2 separate regions of the Homo sapiens genome follow, and region 2 is linked to region 1. Evidence: chromatin loops called from intact Hi-C (ENCODE). Cell type or tissue: PC-9. All regions are shown on one strand. Links, peaks and the distances in the headings refer to the core of each region. The heading gives the core; the rest is flanking DNA. Region 1 overlaps CSE1L (chromosome segregation 1 like). Region 2 overlaps ARFGEF2 (ARF guanine nucleotide exchange factor 2).

What was found. Hi-C counts contacts between places; a loop is a spot of excess contacts. Peaks named below come from ENCODE experiments on the same cell type or tissue, not always from the same donor. Only the 100,000 strongest peaks of a DNase experiment are listed, where the experiment ranks them.
Region 2: it touches region 1 in a loop (2.0-fold over the local background); 17 of 110 quality-filtered maps call a loop at or near these places.

Annotation. Positions count from the first base shown.
Region 1 is chr20:49,071,193-49,079,733 of GRCh38, reverse strand. It overlaps CSE1L (chromosome segregation 1 like), which reads right to left. Exons shown (of 25, transcript NM_001316.4): 9 at 7,281-7,448; 10 at 7,037-7,166; 11 at 4,884-4,949; 12 at 4,214-4,416; 13 at 2,670-2,754; 14 at 1,112-1,173. Among named protein-coding and RNA genes, the nearest start is that of CSE1L, 29 kb to the right of the region's middle. In PC-9, for the core only: no CTCF peak of the experiment used is centred there; no DNase peak of the experiment used is centred there; H3K27ac peaks cover 715 bases.
Region 2 is chr20:49,005,744-49,014,284 of GRCh38, reverse strand. ARFGEF2 (ARF guanine nucleotide exchange factor 2) reads right to left here. Exons shown (of 39, transcript NM_006420.3): 27 at 3,881-4,053; 28 at 2,201-2,361; 29 at 591-721; 30 at 325-454. Among named protein-coding and RNA genes, the nearest start is that of CSE1L-DT, 36 kb to the left of the region's middle. In PC-9, for the core only: no CTCF peak of the experiment used is centred there; a DNase peak (open chromatin) is centred at 4,944; H3K27ac peaks cover 551 bases.

The DNA of each region.
Region 1 (8,541 bases), core at 116-8,115:
GGAAGGCTGGCTTTTCATATATGAGGATTCCGCAGGCCCAAATGTGGGACCTAAGTATTCATCAATTTTGGGATATTCAGGCGTCCTGGAACCAATACCCCTTGAATACTGAGAGATTCAAGGTGCAATCAGCCAAAAGTAAAATGTGAGAAAGTCTCTAAGATAAATGAGTGTTTTCTCCAACAACAAGCATAAGAAAGGGTAGAGGCCAGGTGCAGTGGCTCACAGCTGTAATCCCAGCACTTTGGGAGGCCAAGGCTGGTGGATCACCTGAGGTCAGGAGTTTGAGACCAGCTTGGCCAACATGGGGAAACCCCATCACTACTAAAAATACAAAAAATCAGCCAGGCGTGGTGGCAGATGCCTGTAATCCCAGCTACTAGGGAGGCCGAGGCAGGAGAATCACTTGAACCCGGAAGGCAGAGGTTACAGTGATCTGAGATCAGGCCACTGCATTCCAGCCTGGGTGACAGAGTGAGATCCGTCTCAAAAAAATAAAAAAAAATTTTTTTTAAATAAATAAATAAAAGGAAAGGAAGGCAGTTGGGTGCAGTGGCTCACACCTGTAGTCCCAGCACTTTGGGAGGCCGAGGTGAACAGATCACCTGAGGTCAGGAGTTTGAGACCAGCCTGGTCAACATGGGGAAACCCCGGATCTACTGAAAATACAAAAAATTAGCTAGGTGTGGTGGCAGGTGCCTGTAATCCTAGCTATTTGGGAGGCTGAGACAGGAGAATCACGTGAACCCAGGAGGTAGAGGTTGCAGTGAGCCAAGATGGTGCCACTGCACTCCAGCTTGGGTGACAGAATGAGACTCCATCTCAAACAAAAAGTGGCAGAGAAGGACCTCTCTATTGTAAATTAAGAGACTTAAGACACAATCAACTGTAAGCAATGTGTGGACATTATCTAGATCCCAATTCTATTACTATTATTGCAAAAAGACATCTGAGGAAAATTAAGCATGGTCTAAAATTCTAAGTTATAAAGAAATCATTGTTAATTTTGTTAGATGTGGATATAAAATGACTGCACAGTAGATGAGAAGGTGGTACATAATAAAACTCTTAAAGAGATTAAGTGGCGTGTAACAAATAAAAAGCTACTTACTTGATTTCTAAAAATCATAATATATTTGATACCGTCAGCTTTAAGGACAGGAAATTCATTCACTATATAAAAAAACAGAAAGCCACAGTTACTTAAGTGGTAAGGATCATTACTTCCAAATTAGTGACATCATCAGAGTTATAAAAAAAGATAAAATGTCAAGTAATTAAAGCACAGTTAATTATATTATGATTTACTATTTAGTCATTAATTTTGGTAGGATTATAAATGATTTTATTTTTCCCCATGCCTGTTTCATGACTAAGGAACACATATTACATAATTGAGTAAAAATGAGCTGGACCATGCATCGGTGAGCATGTCTACCTACATTCCCAGAAGTGAAGCTATTCTGAATTAGAAACATGTCTCTCTAGCTGGAATTTGCTTTACATTATTCTAGTGGGTAGGGAAATAAATTAATGAAAGGAATAGATCACCAAATGTTAATAATTCTTGAAGCTAAATGATGGTCACATGGGAGCTCATTACAATATTCTCTTCACCTTTGGGTGTACATAAATTTCCTACATTAAAATATTTTTTTTAAAAAGGAATATATCTGGATCTAGATCAATACATTCATAAACATCAGAAACTATCCTTAATTTTTTTTTTTGAGACAGAGTCTCGCTCTGTATCCCAGGCTAGAGTGCAGTGGCACGATCTCGGCTCACTGCAACCCCTGCCTCCTGGATTCAAGCGATTCTCCTGCCTCAGCCTCCCAAATAGCTGGGATTACAGGCACACGCCACCACGCCCGGCTAGTTTTTGTATTCTTAGTAGAGACGGGGTTTCACCATTTTGACCAGGCTGGTCTCAATCTCTTGACCTCACGATCCTCCCGCCTCAGTCTCCCAAAGTGCTGGGATTACAGGTGTGAGCCACCGCACCCGGCCAAAAGATATCCTTAATATTTATCAATTTTCTAGTACTTTGAAATGTACTCCAATTTTTAAGAATTCGTCTTTCAAATAAAAAAGAAAAGGAAGCCAATGTATAATCCTTATTTATACACTAGGTAGCAAAGCTGAGTTACAGTTTAGTTGTATTTATTCCTATTTTCCTCCTAATCAAGCAATATTTTCTTTATCAATAATTAATTTCACATGGACAAGATCTGGGGAAACCATTTGAGATTTTATTCAATAAAAGAAATAATAGGCAGGGCATGGAGGCTCACGCCTGCAATCCCAGCACTTTGGCAGGCCGACGCAGGTGGATCACCTGAGGTCAGGAGTTTGAGACCAGCCTGGCCAACATGGGGAAACCCCGTCTCTACTAAAAATACAAAAATTAGCCGGGCATGGTGGTACGTGCCTGTAGTCCCAGCTGCTTGGGAAGCTGAGGCAGGAGAATCGCTTGAACCCAGGAGGCAGGAGTTGCAGTGAGCAGAGACTGTGCCACTGCACTCCAGCCTGGGTAACAGAGTAAGACACCATCTCAAAAGAAAAAAAAAAAAAAAAAAAGAACAAAAGGGAACAAGGATAGGAAGCTGTTTTTTGAATTCAGGTATAGTGTGGCAAGCTGTAAAAAAAGCAAGAATTTCACAACTCACCATTAGCTGATTTTAAATCAGGGAGGATGTGATTCACAAAGAACTCAGTTAGGTTTACAAGTTCATTTGCTTGTGTAATTCCATGCTGAAAAGCAAATTCATAACATAGTAAAATAACAAAATACCTGTATATATCTATCACATTAGAAATTCAGGCAATTTTAGAAAACCATGTTAAAATGGAGATGAACACTTCAAAATACAAATTGCTTATGTATAAAATGAGACTGTACTGGCTGTGTACAGGAGCTCACGGCTGTAATCCCAGCACTTTGGGAGGCCGAGGCGGGTAGATCACTTGAAGTCAGGAGTTCAAGACTAGCCTGGCCAACATGGCAAAACCCCGTCTCTACTAAAAACACAAAAAATTAGCCAGGTGTAGTTGCATGCACCTGTAATTCTAGCTACTCGGGAGGCTGAGGCATGAGAATTGCTTGAACCCGGGAGGCAGAGGTTGCAGTAATCTGAGATGTTGCCATTGCATTCCAGCCTGGATGACAGAGCAAGACAACGTCTCAAAAAAAAAAAAAAAAAAAAAAAAAAAGAGAGAGAGGGACACTTCAAAACATGAACTGCTTAGGCTAGGCATGGTGGCTCATGCTTGTAATCCCAGCACTTTGGGAGGCCAAGGCAGGTGGATCACCTGAGGTCAGGAGTTCAAGAACAGCCTGACCAACATGGAGAAACCCCATCTCTACTACAAATACAAAATTAGCCAGGGTGGTGGCGCATGCCTGTAATCCCAGCTACTCGGGAGGCTGAGGCAGGAGAATCACTTGAACCCGGCAAACGGAGGTTGCGGTGAGCCAAGATCGTGCCATTGCACTCCAGCCTGGGCAACAAGAGCGAAACTCCGTCTCAAAACAAAACAAAACAAAACAACAACAACAAAACACAACCTGCTTATGTATAAAATATAAAATAAGACTATACTGTCTAGGCACGGTGACTCACACCTGTATCCCAGCACTCTGGGAGGCTGAGGTGTGAGGATCACACGAGGTCAGGAATTTGAGACCATCCTGACCAATATGGTGAAACCTTGTCTCTACTAAAAATACAAAAATTAGCCAGGTGTGGTAGTGCACACTTGTAATCCCAGTTACTTGGGACGCTGAGGCAGGAGAGTCGCTCGAACTCGGGAGGTGGAGGTTGCAGTGAGCTGAGATCACGCCATTGCACTCCAGCCTGGTGACAAAGTGAGACTCCATCTCAAAAATATAAAAATGTAAAATAAGACTATACTAATAGACAATAAAGAAACTTTCCTCAATTAAAGAACAGCTAAGTTTAAGTTAAGCATATTTGATACAGCGGGTCTCAGCTAAGGTAACAAGTGTGGCCATCTATCAATTTTCTGGTCTATAAGAAACTTAAGTGCTCAATACATCAACATAAAGCCATCTTCAGAGATTATATAAATCTTAATCAGAATAGGTTATCTGGCAGAGTAAGCTCTATTATCAGAGACGTTATTTCTTTTTGACTTGTGTGGGTGTCACTGATGTCTGTTTTAGAAACAAAACCACATTAAAAATATTTACCTTCTGTGTTTGGGCTTTTGATGCCAAAGATGTCACTAGGTAGATGGCTGCATCTTTGTGTTTCCAGTTGACAGATGGATTTTTTGCGTATTCCTGCAGCATGGAATTAACATAACCAGAGAAGATTCCTGTCACAGGTCCCTCAAAAAACTTGCATAATCCTCGTACCAGATCACAAGCAGCCCTGCGTCTAGTATCAATATCTATGAAATGAAAAGAAAATATATTATGGGGAAAAAAAACAACCACCAACAAGCTGATCCAATTTATAAGAAAACAAATTGCCTGGAATAATTTGGCTACGATTGTAAAACGGAAAAAAAAGAACGAAAAACAAAGGGCCACCCAATAGCTATCAGCAACACAAACAATGAAAAAAACATTCCCGCCCCCAAGAAATACAAAATCAAAATGAAACTAAAGAGGTCACAGAATCACAGAATTTTGATAAATACTATGTAAGAACAGACAAATGATTCAACTTTTGATATTTTCATTCAGGTCATATAAGAGCTTTTTAAGACAAGTTGAAGAAAGACAACAGTTCTCAATGAAAGCCCGCTGAAAAAACACTCTTATTCTCAATCCCACTTCTCCCATTTACTAGAAAGAGAACCACCTTAAAACTGGCTTGCTAAGAGACTAGTAACTAAAAAACCAAGATACACACCAGATCCTTCCAAATCTCTCCTTATGTACTCCTCAGAATTATCTTCAAATGCTTCTTCATCAGCAGCTACAAGGAGAGATGATATTTCAGATAACACTCCAAAAGACGTCACTGTACTTTACAGCTGAGAATGCAGAAGAGTATGTAAAACTGCCTTGTTCTACAGCAAAGAATTCGTTCCCATCAGATGACTACTTCATATACTCTTAATCATTATCTAGAGCAGCAAATGCTACCCTGAAAGGTGAGGTATTAGGTAATTCACACAACTATGAGATAGGCTCACTTGTTCTAATGTGACAGTTTCCCCAGAATTGGATTATACCTGCAACTGTCAAAAATGTTAGGGATCAGTATCAGAATGCTAACTTTTAATTTCACCAAATAAGAACATTAAAATACCAACAACCTAATTTTAATCACTATTATTTCATTAAAGTCATTTCAACAACAAATAAGTAGAGTGGACAATGTCAGAAATGGCCGGCATGGTGGCTCACGCGTGTAACCTAGCACTTTGGGAGGCTGAAATGGGAGGATCGCTTGAGCCCAGGAGTTTGAGACCAGCCTGGTCAACACAGCGAGATCTCATCTCTATTTTTATCATATAAATTAAAAAAAAAAAAAAGTCTACACACACACACACACACACACACACACACACACACACACACTGCAGTTGTATGATCATGTCTCACTGCAGCCTCCACCTCCTGAGCTCAAGCAAAACTCCCACCTAAGCTGCTTGAGTACCTGGGACCACAGGCCCATGCCACCATACCCAACTAATTTATTTATTGTAGAGATAAGGTTTTGCCATTTTGGCCAGGCTGGTCTTTAACTCCTGGGCTCAAGTGTTCCTCCCACCTCAGCCTCCCAAAGTGTTGGGATTAAAGGTATGGGCCACCACACCCAGCCAGAAGATTTATCCTTTAAACATATTTTTATGAAAACACAACAGGAAATAAAATCTCACGCTATATTGTCCTTAATTTCCTTATTTTGTTCCAGATGTAATTTGAAAACCACTGATCTAATAACTATTTTGATATAAAACAAAATCTTGGCCTGGCATGGTGGCTCATGCCTGTAATCCCAGCACTTTGAGAGGCTGAGGCAGAAGGATTGTTTGAAGCTAGGAGTTTGAGACCAGCCTGTGCAACATAGGAAGACCCCCATCTTTATAAAAAATAAAAAACTAGCTGAGCATGGTGGTGCACGTCTGTAGTCCCAGCTACTCAGGAGGCCAGGGTGGGACAATGACTTGAGCCTGGGAAGTTGAGGTTGCAGTAAGCCATAACTGTGCTACTGCACTCCAGCCTGGGTGACACAGTGAGACCCTGTCCCCAAAACAAAAAACACAATCCCTCCCACCTTCATTACTTGTTCTTCACAACTGTTAGAACAAGGACATACATTTTATAAATATAGGCTCTTAGCACTATAGTTTAACCTTAAGCACAAACTAAGTGGGCTTCAACCTTGTATTTATAAAGTTATCATTTCTATTCTCAAGTCGATTGTTTAAAAACAGCTATTTCTGGGCGAGGTGGCTCAGAAATGCAATCCCAGCACTTTGGGAGGCTAAAGCGGGTGGACTGCTTGAGCTCAAGAGTTTGAGACTACCCTGAACAACATGGTGAAACCCTGTCTCTACCAAAAATACAAGAAATTAGCCAGGCATGGTGATGTGTGCCTGTGGTCCCAGCTACTCAGAAGACTGAGGTAGGAGGATCACTTGAGCCTGGGAGGCTAAGGTTGCAGTGAGCCAAGATTGCATCACTGCACTCCAGCCTGGGTGACAGAGCGAGACCCCTGTCTCAAATAAATATATAAATAAATAAAGCCAGCTAAAAATTCATTGAAATAATAAATGAAACAAAATCAAATTCTTTCTCTAAATAGAAATTCCAGATAGTTTATCTTCTTAGTGTAAAGGAATTTTTGAAGTCTTATTTAATATTTCCATGAGAAAACCCTCACAGGGCACAACAAAACTCATTACAGATACTACATTTTCTGTCTTGGTTTAGAAAATAAGAAATAAATGACATACAAGTTTTATCCAGTAATAAATGAATTAGACTGAATATGTTACAAAAAACAAACACAGACTTAGTAGATTTATACTAATATACTTTTGCCATAATTACCTCTAAATTCCATGTTAGGCACAATAACCTTTTCACAGATACTTGTCAGCGTGTTCTGGTCCTCAAATAGATTCTTATAATGAGGTCTCTCACAAACTGAAGCCAGAAATTGAATTGCATTACTTACCAACTGGAACAAAACACAAAAACAAGAATATTTTTAAAAGCAAAACTCAACAGCTTATTTCTTGGAGGAGATAGGGAGAGAATGTCTTTTAATTATTTGTCTCCACCATCATCTTACCAAATCATATTTAACCTCTTGACCCGTTGTAACTAGTAAATTCCAGATGGCTGTAACAAAACGAGGCAGGTATCGCTGGAATTCTTCATCGTACTTTTGTGCATAGAGTGCGGCATTATCACAAATCTGGGATTTTAAGAGCTCCAATAAGCCGGCTTCCTCTTCATCCTCACATAAAAGAAAACAAAAACTCCAACATACAACTCTAATGCTAACATAAGTAAGAGGAGTAACTGAAATTCCTGAACTAGACTCTTTATCAATTAAATCCAAATCAAATCAGTTATTGTAAACTACAGCTATGCCACCACCAATCTTTTCACCAAGTCTTTCAAATAAGTTGCTGAATTACAAAATATTTCCGTATTAGATTCAAACAGTATATTCTGGCTGAGTGTAGTGGCTCACGCCGGTAATCCCAACCCTCTGGGAGGCTGAGGCTGGAGGATGGCCTGAGGCCAGGAGTGGTTTTTTTTTTTTTTTTTTGAGACGCAGTCTCCCTCTGTTGCCCAGGCTGGAGTGCAGTGGCGCGATCTCAGCTCACTGCAAGCTCCGCCTCCTGGGTTCACGTCATTCTCCTGCCTCAGCCTCCCAAGTAGCTGGGACTACAGGCACCCGCCATCACGCCCGGCTAATTTTTGTATTTTTTTTTTTTAGTAGAGACGGGGTTTCACCGTGTTAGCCAGGATGGCCTCGGCCTCCCAAAGTGCTGGGATTATAGGCGTGGGCCACTGCGACGGGCCAAGCCCAGGAGTTTTGAGTCTAGCCTGGGCAACACAGCAAGCCCCCAAAATAAAAAAAATCAGCTGGGCATGGTGGTGCATACCCATAGTCCCTGCTACTTGGGAGGCTGAGGTGGGAGGATCACTTGAGCCCAGGGAGGTCGAAGCTGCAGTAAGTCATGATCATGCCACTGCACTCCAGCCTTGGTGACAGAGTGAGACAAGGGAAGACATCAGAGTAAGAACAAAAACCAAAGCCAAAACCAAAACTCCCTCACACTGATTACTTAAGGCATAAATAGTAGCACAAGGTAGCACATGGTTAACTGGGCAAAAAGGTCCTTGTAAGAATTCTATCCAAAAAATTTCCTTGTGACTTTTGTGTGAAGAAAAGTTTTGTTTTCTGAAGGAGTGTTTTTCCCTCCCATTGGACTGAAATAATTATTTTATGAGAGCTACATCTTTTAAAGTTCCTATTAATATAGTCAAACTCTGAGACAAAATCTGTTGTACAACGATAGTAACAATTTCTTTCTGTA
Region 2 (8,541 bases), core at 232-8,231, 66 kb after region 1:
CTGACTGCTCAGAGGTTGATATGAACAAAACAACTACAACGACCAGTCAGGAGCCCTGCTGAACTGGAAGGTGCAATGCCTGAGGGCCAAGCAGCAGACCACAGAGATGTATTTCCTCTCATTCTTCTGAACATGGGGAGAGTCACTCAGGACTAGCTGATACTGGTAGGAGAGTATCAGAAAGGTGTTTCCATTTTTAAAACCTTAAGTTGCTCAGTATTTAAGAACTCTGGGTAGACGATGATGCAGCCCCCAGAGGCAAATACCGGCCAGAAAGGCTTTCCTCTCCATCATACCTAGGGCAGTGCTGTAGTTATCACCTACCTCTGACAGTTGCTCAGGGAGTTTCATATTGTCAAAAATCCGAAACACGATTCTGAACAGGTCCTGCCACCAGTGCTTTTCAAAGGTGTGGCCATAGCTCTTCATGATCTCAAACATGACTGTGAGTCCCCTGGAGGAAACAAAGTCAGGCACAGAAGAGAGAATGGTGGAGAAGAGAACAACAGAGAAGAGAGTGGGGTCAGGTGAGCAAGTGACTGAGGTTCATTTCAGTGATGTAAGGGGCCACCGCACGGGAACATGGTTACCTTGTTCGTACATCTAACTTGCATCTATTAATGATGCAGGAGAGTTCGAATAAGATGGGGAACCAGCCTCGGACCCAGACTCTGTCACCAGGAGCTACATTCATGTCATCACTTGTGTATTCTTGTAGCACCTAGGATGAAAAATCACATCTCAGGTGTAAACTAAGCATGCAAAAGGAAGGAACTGAAAGGGAACTATATGCAGATTAAGGCCCCACACATTTTTCTCTCCCAAAAATCTCCATTCAGCAAGGGTACAGTGGGAACAGACTACACAAAGACATTATCTGTCCCAAAGGGCATATGAGCAGTTTCCCAGTACAAACCTATGGACCTCTGCGGGTTTTAGAACAAGTTGAAGGGGGGCAGATCACAAGAGTCCTGGGGGTGGGAGGTGTTATACTAAGAAGAGCTTAAAGGTCAAATAGTATTGACAAAATATCCAGGATGTATCATTATCTTAGGTCTTTCTGGAATGTTACTGTCATACACATTACTTAAAATAATACCAGCAGCTACTATTGACTGAGTGCTTGCTATGGGCCAGGCACTGTTAAAGTTCTTTTCATGGATTAACAATTCTCACAAGGATTCCAAGTGGCAGGTAGAAACAATGGTCCTAGGTTATAGATGAATTAACTGAGGCATCAAGAGCTTCAGTAAGCTGCTCAAGGTCATACAGCTAGGACCTGGCAGTCTTTCTACAGTCTGCATGTATAGCCCTACTCTCTGCCCTATTTCTGGGATTTTGACCCCTCTGCTCTGTAACCACTCTTGAAGTGGTACTGAAATTTCTTTAGCAACTCTGGTTATGTAATGTTAGGCAATTTCTCTCTGTGCTTCAGTAACTCTCCTGTACAATGGGATATAATTACATCTCATAGGTCTGACATGGGGACTAAATGAATCAACATACAGAAAATACCTAGAATGGTGCCCAACAAGTACTAAGTGCTCAATCAACATTGGCTCCCATTATCATCACATCTTAGTGAGCTGTTGTAAGAGATGAGACATATCACCTTACAGGTTTATAGCTCTTTCTGTAAAGGAAACTTAAGTAGAGATCTACACAGGACATCATAGTTTAGATGGACTTGTTTTCACCCTATTTCAGTGTTTTGGGACTCTGTCATTTAAACCAAATAGGCCTCTTTAGAAAGATGAGACACATCAAAAAAACAAACAAACAAACAAAAACCCCATCATTTTCAGGAGAAAACAAAAGGTGATTTTTAAATATGATTTCTCAGGCACATTACAAAGACATAATGCCATTTCCTACAAGGGAGGTTTGTTTTCTTTCAAATAGAAACGTCTAGCTTCTTGAGCTTTGCCAAAATACAAAAGCTAAAATACAACTAACTTCTACAAAAACAATTTGTAGAATACCATAGATTCAGTATGAATAAAATACAGAATTTCACATATACCAAATAATGAAAAGGCCTAACTCCCTGTCATGGCAGCATTTTGAAATAAACACCTAATTTAGGGCAAACACACATTTCTAAAAGAGTAGCTGGAAAGCTCTTTGTTAGGAGCAAGAATTTCTGCTCCATGACCTTTTCCCTTCACTGCCCATCTGAGTAAGGTGGGGAAAAACGAACCCGAGGCCTCTCAGAGACGTATTTGCCACAGAAGCGGATGAGCCGAATCGCTTCCATGCTCGTGTCAGGGAAAGCGGCGTTGCAGGCGAACTCTGATAAGCACTTCACAGCATCCTGAAAGGAATCGATGGCTGCAGGAAAATGGTGCTGGAAAATAGTTGCTGGGGGAACACAAGGCACATTTTTCATAAGACCAGGATTTAGAAATGGGGATGAAAAAATGCACGTGCGTGCACACACACACACACACACATACATCAGAGATAATTAACTGTGAAAATCTAAGAAAAGCATGTCAGTATCTTTGGAAGACAGTTTTTCTTATTAAATTACTCAGGAATGAATGCACTGGGTACAGCTTGGGCTAGACAGTCTTCCTGCGCTCAAGCAATGATGTAAAGGCCCAAATATCAATTCATTCATTTATTGAACGCCAACTATGTGCAAAGATAACTCGATGCCTAAAAATTTCCATAGAGATGAAGTAAACATCTTGTTACGTGCTCGCAGGCAGAACCCAGGACTCCTGGTCAGTCCAGAGGAGGGGGACACTAAACTAACTCTGGGCTCGACTGCCCGAGTGCAAGTCCTGGTTCCACTACATCGAAACTGTGTGTCCTCAGGCAAGTTGTTGTATTTATTTTTCTGTGCCTCAATTTCCTCTTTAGTAACATGGGGGAAATAATGAGATAGTCTGTTCTCATTATTCCTGATAGTTACATTCTATAAAGTTGCCATAAACACTGAATTCAAGAATACTGAACCATGGCTCTTAGGGAAAATATGGAGATAAGGAACTAGATTCCTGCAAGTCTCTGGTCAGAACATTTTCATCAGCTGATCAAGACATAACCTTGTTGTATGTGTGTTCCTGTTGAAAAGACACCTTATTTAATACATATTGTTGATTCATTAACACCGAACTCACAGCCAATATAGCACTGTAACTCATGCCTGAAGGAAGCTCATCTAACACACATATTTTTTCCATAAGACACATCACAGCCTTTCTGCACGTAGAATACTACCCAGCATTCAGCACTATGCTTGGGGGGGCATTTTAAACAGTGAAATCACCAACAAAAAGCACGAAAATGTAAAAAAACATGGCACTCGATAGGCCACATTAAGCACACTTGTTTATGTCATGACAGCTCAAACAAGAAGGCAGGGTGCCACCTTCTTCCACCACAACTGGGAACGTGCGCCTTGGGTGACTCAAGTTTTTGCTCTTCTGTGCATGCACATGTTGGCAAATGACCACAAAAGCACCATGAGTACTGGTTGTGGAGTTATTAATGTATATACATTTTAGTGAGTATACACACGGAATCCACCAATAATGAGGATTGACTGTAATTCTTTCATAGTCATTAGAGTGGCCTTGGGATTGATTTGACTTTCAAATTTCATCTGGCTTGAAATAACATTCACGTTTATCTGCTGGACCCCAACTGACTGATAACAGGAAAGGCCATTTAGAGAAGGCAAGGAGAAAGTCAAAACAGAGTTAAGATCAAGATTAATACTCATCAAGCGCTTACAACACGGCCTGGCACATTACTATATCACAGTAGAGCCAAGGTAGGGAAGCCCCTGTAGGTAGTAAAATAGACAGCAAGTGACACTCTTCTAGACTTGCAGGTGGGACATTAGTAGGGAGGGAACAGAGCCACTTACTGACAATGTGGCAAGTGGTCTGGAAGGCCAGCTCCACAATGTTCCCATCATGATCAGAGGCTGCCTGGTGGAACACGGCAAAGATGTTCTTCCAACCTGAGCGGATGTTGGCCGCCTGGGAGTTCACCATCTGGGCAATGCAGCGGATCGCCATGTCCCGGATGGTGGGAGACCTGAGGAAAGAATGGGACGGCCATATCGTCTGTACTTTGGAGAATGGGAAGAGAAATGAACATAGCTCATCCCTTAGAAGCAGCACTTAAACATTTCTTATAGCACACAGCAATCCACATTTGGGCTCTGCCCCGTTTCCTCTCACTTCCATTCCAAACCTAGCATGCTGCATAGAGCTACAACCACCATCCTGCAATCACGAAACAATAAACTCAAGGTTGAGAAGCTGACCCTCTGAATGGAAGAACAAAAGGAAAAAGCCTGGGTCTCAAATAAATGGTCCCTATCCAGGCCATGGAACCAAAGTTGAATGCTTGCCTCTGACTTCTTTCTTGTTACGAAAACAATAAATAGCCTTGTGGTTTAAGTCACTGCTGGTCAGTTTTTCTGGCCAAAAACATTTCAAATAATATAATTCTGCCACCTAGAGATAATCATTACTAAATTCTTGTGTGTATCTTCTTAAGATTTTTGGGTAGGGATATACCTATGTGATAAACACATATATGTGGATTGGAGTATACATATATAGTTTAAGGTGCAATGTTTACCTAAATTATTATAAAGTAAAACCTGAAGACAGAGAAAATGGCTGATTTTCTGGAACAGCTGCAATTGTCTCTCAACCTGTTAAGACATACAATTATGGAGGAACCTTATTATCTCACAAATAGCAAGAAGGAAAGCTATATAAGCCTACTGCTTCGATAGTACTATCTTTAAAAGTCAGTACAGTGGCCTTGGGACTACAGGTTTGACTTTCAATTTTTTTTTTTTTTTTGAAACAAGGTCTTGCTCTGTTGCCCAGGCTGGAATGCAGTAGAGCGACCTCGACTCATTGCAACCTCTGCCTCCCAGGCTCATGACTTTCAAATTTTATCTGGCTTAGAATGACATTCATGTTTGTCTTCCAGGCTCACACTAACCAATAACAGGAAAGGCCATTTAGAGAAGGCAAGGAGAAAGTCAAAACAGTTAAAAATTAGCTGAAAGTTCACAAAGTAAACATGTCACCTGCAGATAACAAAGGACTGACTACACAACATAAGTAACTTCCAATATATAATAAAAATGAATTCATGGTTGTCTCCCCATGGAGAATAAAGCAACTTGTTGACAAAACTATATTTATTATAATGTTTTTTTGCCTGATTGTTAAAAGAAAGATATGATGATAGTAAAAGTTTTGGAAAATACAGAAAAAGTATGATAAAAAAAAATTTACCTGTGCATGGTGGTTCACACCTGTAATCCCAGCACTTCGGGAGGCCGAAGCAGGTGGATCACTTGAGGTCAGGAGTTCAAGACCAGCCTGGCCAACACGGTGAAACCCCGTCTCTACTAAAAATACAAAAATTAGCTGGACATAGTGATGCACGCCTGTGATTCCAGGTACTTGGGAGGCTGAGGGAGGAAAATAGTTTGAACCTGGGAGGCAGAGATTGTAGTGAGCCGAGATTGCACCACTGTACTCCAGCCTGGGCGACAGGGCAAGACATCTCAAAAAAAAAAAAAAAAAAAAACCTTTACATGATATATGGTATTTCATATGGAGAGATACACGTTTCACTATCTCTATTATATTGTCTGTCCAATTCTATAACCTGTCCATTTCTCTAAAGTATTAGTCATTTCCCACATTATAAACATTGTGAACTTTTTTTTTTTTGAGATGGAGTTTCTCTCGTCATTCAGGCTGGAGTGCAGTGGTGCGATCTTGGCTCACTGCAACCTCCACCTCCCAGGTTCAAGTGATTCTCCTACCTCAGCCTCCTGAGTAGCTGGGACTACAGGCATACACCACCACACCCGGCTAATTTTTGTATTTTTAGTAGAGACGGGGTTTCAGCATGTTGGCCAGGCTGGTCTCGAATTCCTGACTTCAGGTGATCCGCCTGCCTCGACCTCCCAAAGTGCTGGGATTACAGGTGTGAGCCACCACACCCGGCCAAACATTGTGAACATTTTTAACAGCAAAACAATATCCCATGTTGTACCGGTACCAACATTTACTTTAACACTTGTTTATTTAGATAGTTTGTTTTTTTCTAGAAAACTATTTTCTGTGACATATAACGCTTTACTATATTTCACATTAACTGCTTTGGAGAATTACAGAAGTGTGGAATTACTGAGTCAAAGGGGCATAAAAATATCAGGATTCTTGACACTTATCACCAAAATGCTTTTAGAAATGTTACAGTTAAGTTACAGTTCCACCAACAGTATCTGAGAGTGCCTGGCAACATGTGATTCTAAACTCACTCTGCCCCTTTTCAAATGGGAATAGGATAGGCAGGGAAGGCCTGGAGTTAGGAGTTGAGGGCTTCCGTGCAATTAGGCTTGCACACGTGGCTTGGCCATGTGAGGACTCAGTCTCCTCAGGCACTCTCAATGGTGTTCCTAAAGGTAGGAAAATACTTTTGTGTATTTGCTAAAGTAAAGGGTGATGCCAGACTCTGGGTTTAATTTTGGTTCTCTTAAAATGAGCAATAAAGCAGACATACAGACACTAGGAGAAAGAGAGACATGTCAAGGAAACTTTTCTGGTACCCTTTTATTCACTACCCTAACAGCCTGCTCTGGCATCCAGCTTGGGAGCTCCCATTTTCTTAAAAAAAAAAAAAAAAAAAAAAAAGCAACACCAGGTGTGGCGGCTCACGCCTGTAATCCCAGCACTTTGGGAGGCCAAGGCAGGTGGATCACTTGAGGTCAGGGGTTTGAGACCAGCCTGACCAGCATGGTGAAACCCCATCTCTACCAAAAATACAAAATTAGCTGGGCATGGTGGTGCATGCCTGTAATCCCAGCTACTTGGGAGGCTGAGGCAGGAGAATTGTTTGAACCAAAGAGGCAAAGGTTGCAGTAAGCTGAGATCATACCATTACACTCCAGCCTCGGCAAAAAGAGCAAAACTCCGTCTCAAAAAAAAAAAAAAAAGATCCAGGCTGATCTGAAGTACACTTTTTAGGGGAATAGCAGACAAGAGGAATTAGGTCCAAAAGTCATCCTTGACATCTCTTCCTTTATGCTCCATGGCCAATTCATCAGCACATGGTGTAAGATTCCCTTTCCAAATGTGCACAGAATCTAATCCATCACTGCCACTGCTCCCACCTTGGTCCAAACCTGGACAACTACAATGGCCTCCTACCTCATCCTAATGGTCCTCATTTTCCATGGATAAATGCAGGGTGATCCTTTAAAATGTCAGATCATTTCACTTCTCTGCTTAAAATCCTCCAATGGCAGGCCGGCCACGGTAGCTCGTGCCTGTAATCCCAGCACTTTGGGAGGCCCAGGTGGGCGGATCATGAGGTCAGGAGAGACTCCGTCAAAAAAAAAAACAAAAACCTCCAACGGCTTCCATCTTTCACAGAGAGCAAACCAAAGTGCTGACAATGGCCGACAGCTCCTATGTGAGCTAGGCACCCTGCCACCACTGGGAGGGACTTCACCTTCTACTACCTGCCTTGTTCCCTCCATTCAAGCCACACTGGCCTCCCCACCTATGCCAAGCACTACCTGCTACGGGCCTTTTGCTTTTGCTCTTCCCTGTTCATAATTCTCATGCCAAGGCAGCATATGGCCACTCTCAGATTATTCCTGACTTCCTTCAGGCCTTTTCCTAAGGGTGCCCTTACCAAACACATGTTAGCTGGCTGCCCTGGATAAAAGAGTGCTTCCATCCCTATCCCCTTACCTTGATATATATAATGTCCTTCAGAGCCCATTACCACCACTGATATTTATTTGTTTTTCTATTGGAATTAAACAGAGATTTGTTTTTAAATTTTATTATGGAAAGTTTAAAACACAGAGAAAAGTAGAGTAATATATAATGAACTCCTGTATGCCCATCACACCCAGGTGCAACTATTTAAGGCTGAATGAAAACAGGGATTTTATTTTATTTCATTTTTATTTATTTTTTTTGAGACAGCATTTCGCTCTTGTTGCCCAGGCTGGAGTGCAATGGTGTGATCTTGGCTCACTATAACCTCCACCTCCCGGGTTCAAGCGATTCTCCTGCCTCAGTCTCCTGAGTAGCTGGGATTACAGGCGCCCACCACCACGCCCGGCTAACTTTTGTAGTTTTAGTAGAGACGGGGTTTCACCATGTTGGCCAGGCTGGTCTTGAACTCCTGCTCAGGTGATCCACCTGACTCGGCCTCCCAAAGTGTTGGGATTACAGGCATGAGCCACCGCGCCCGGCCAAACACAGGATTTTAAAATGTCTTCTTTATAGTACCTAGCAGATGGCAAGTCTCAATAAGTCCAGGCCGAGTGAATAAATGAACAGTACGGCTGCTTCACAGGGCCCGGTATCCTGACCTCTTTTATGACCTCCCTGGGGGAGAAGTGATGGGTCACATAATTCTTATCCTGGTTTGAGGATGCTTCTGCAGTGGCTCTTCCTTTAATCTCCCTGAGAACCAGCCCCAAAAGGGGTTCATGACATATTTCTTTTCTTTTTTTTTTTTTTT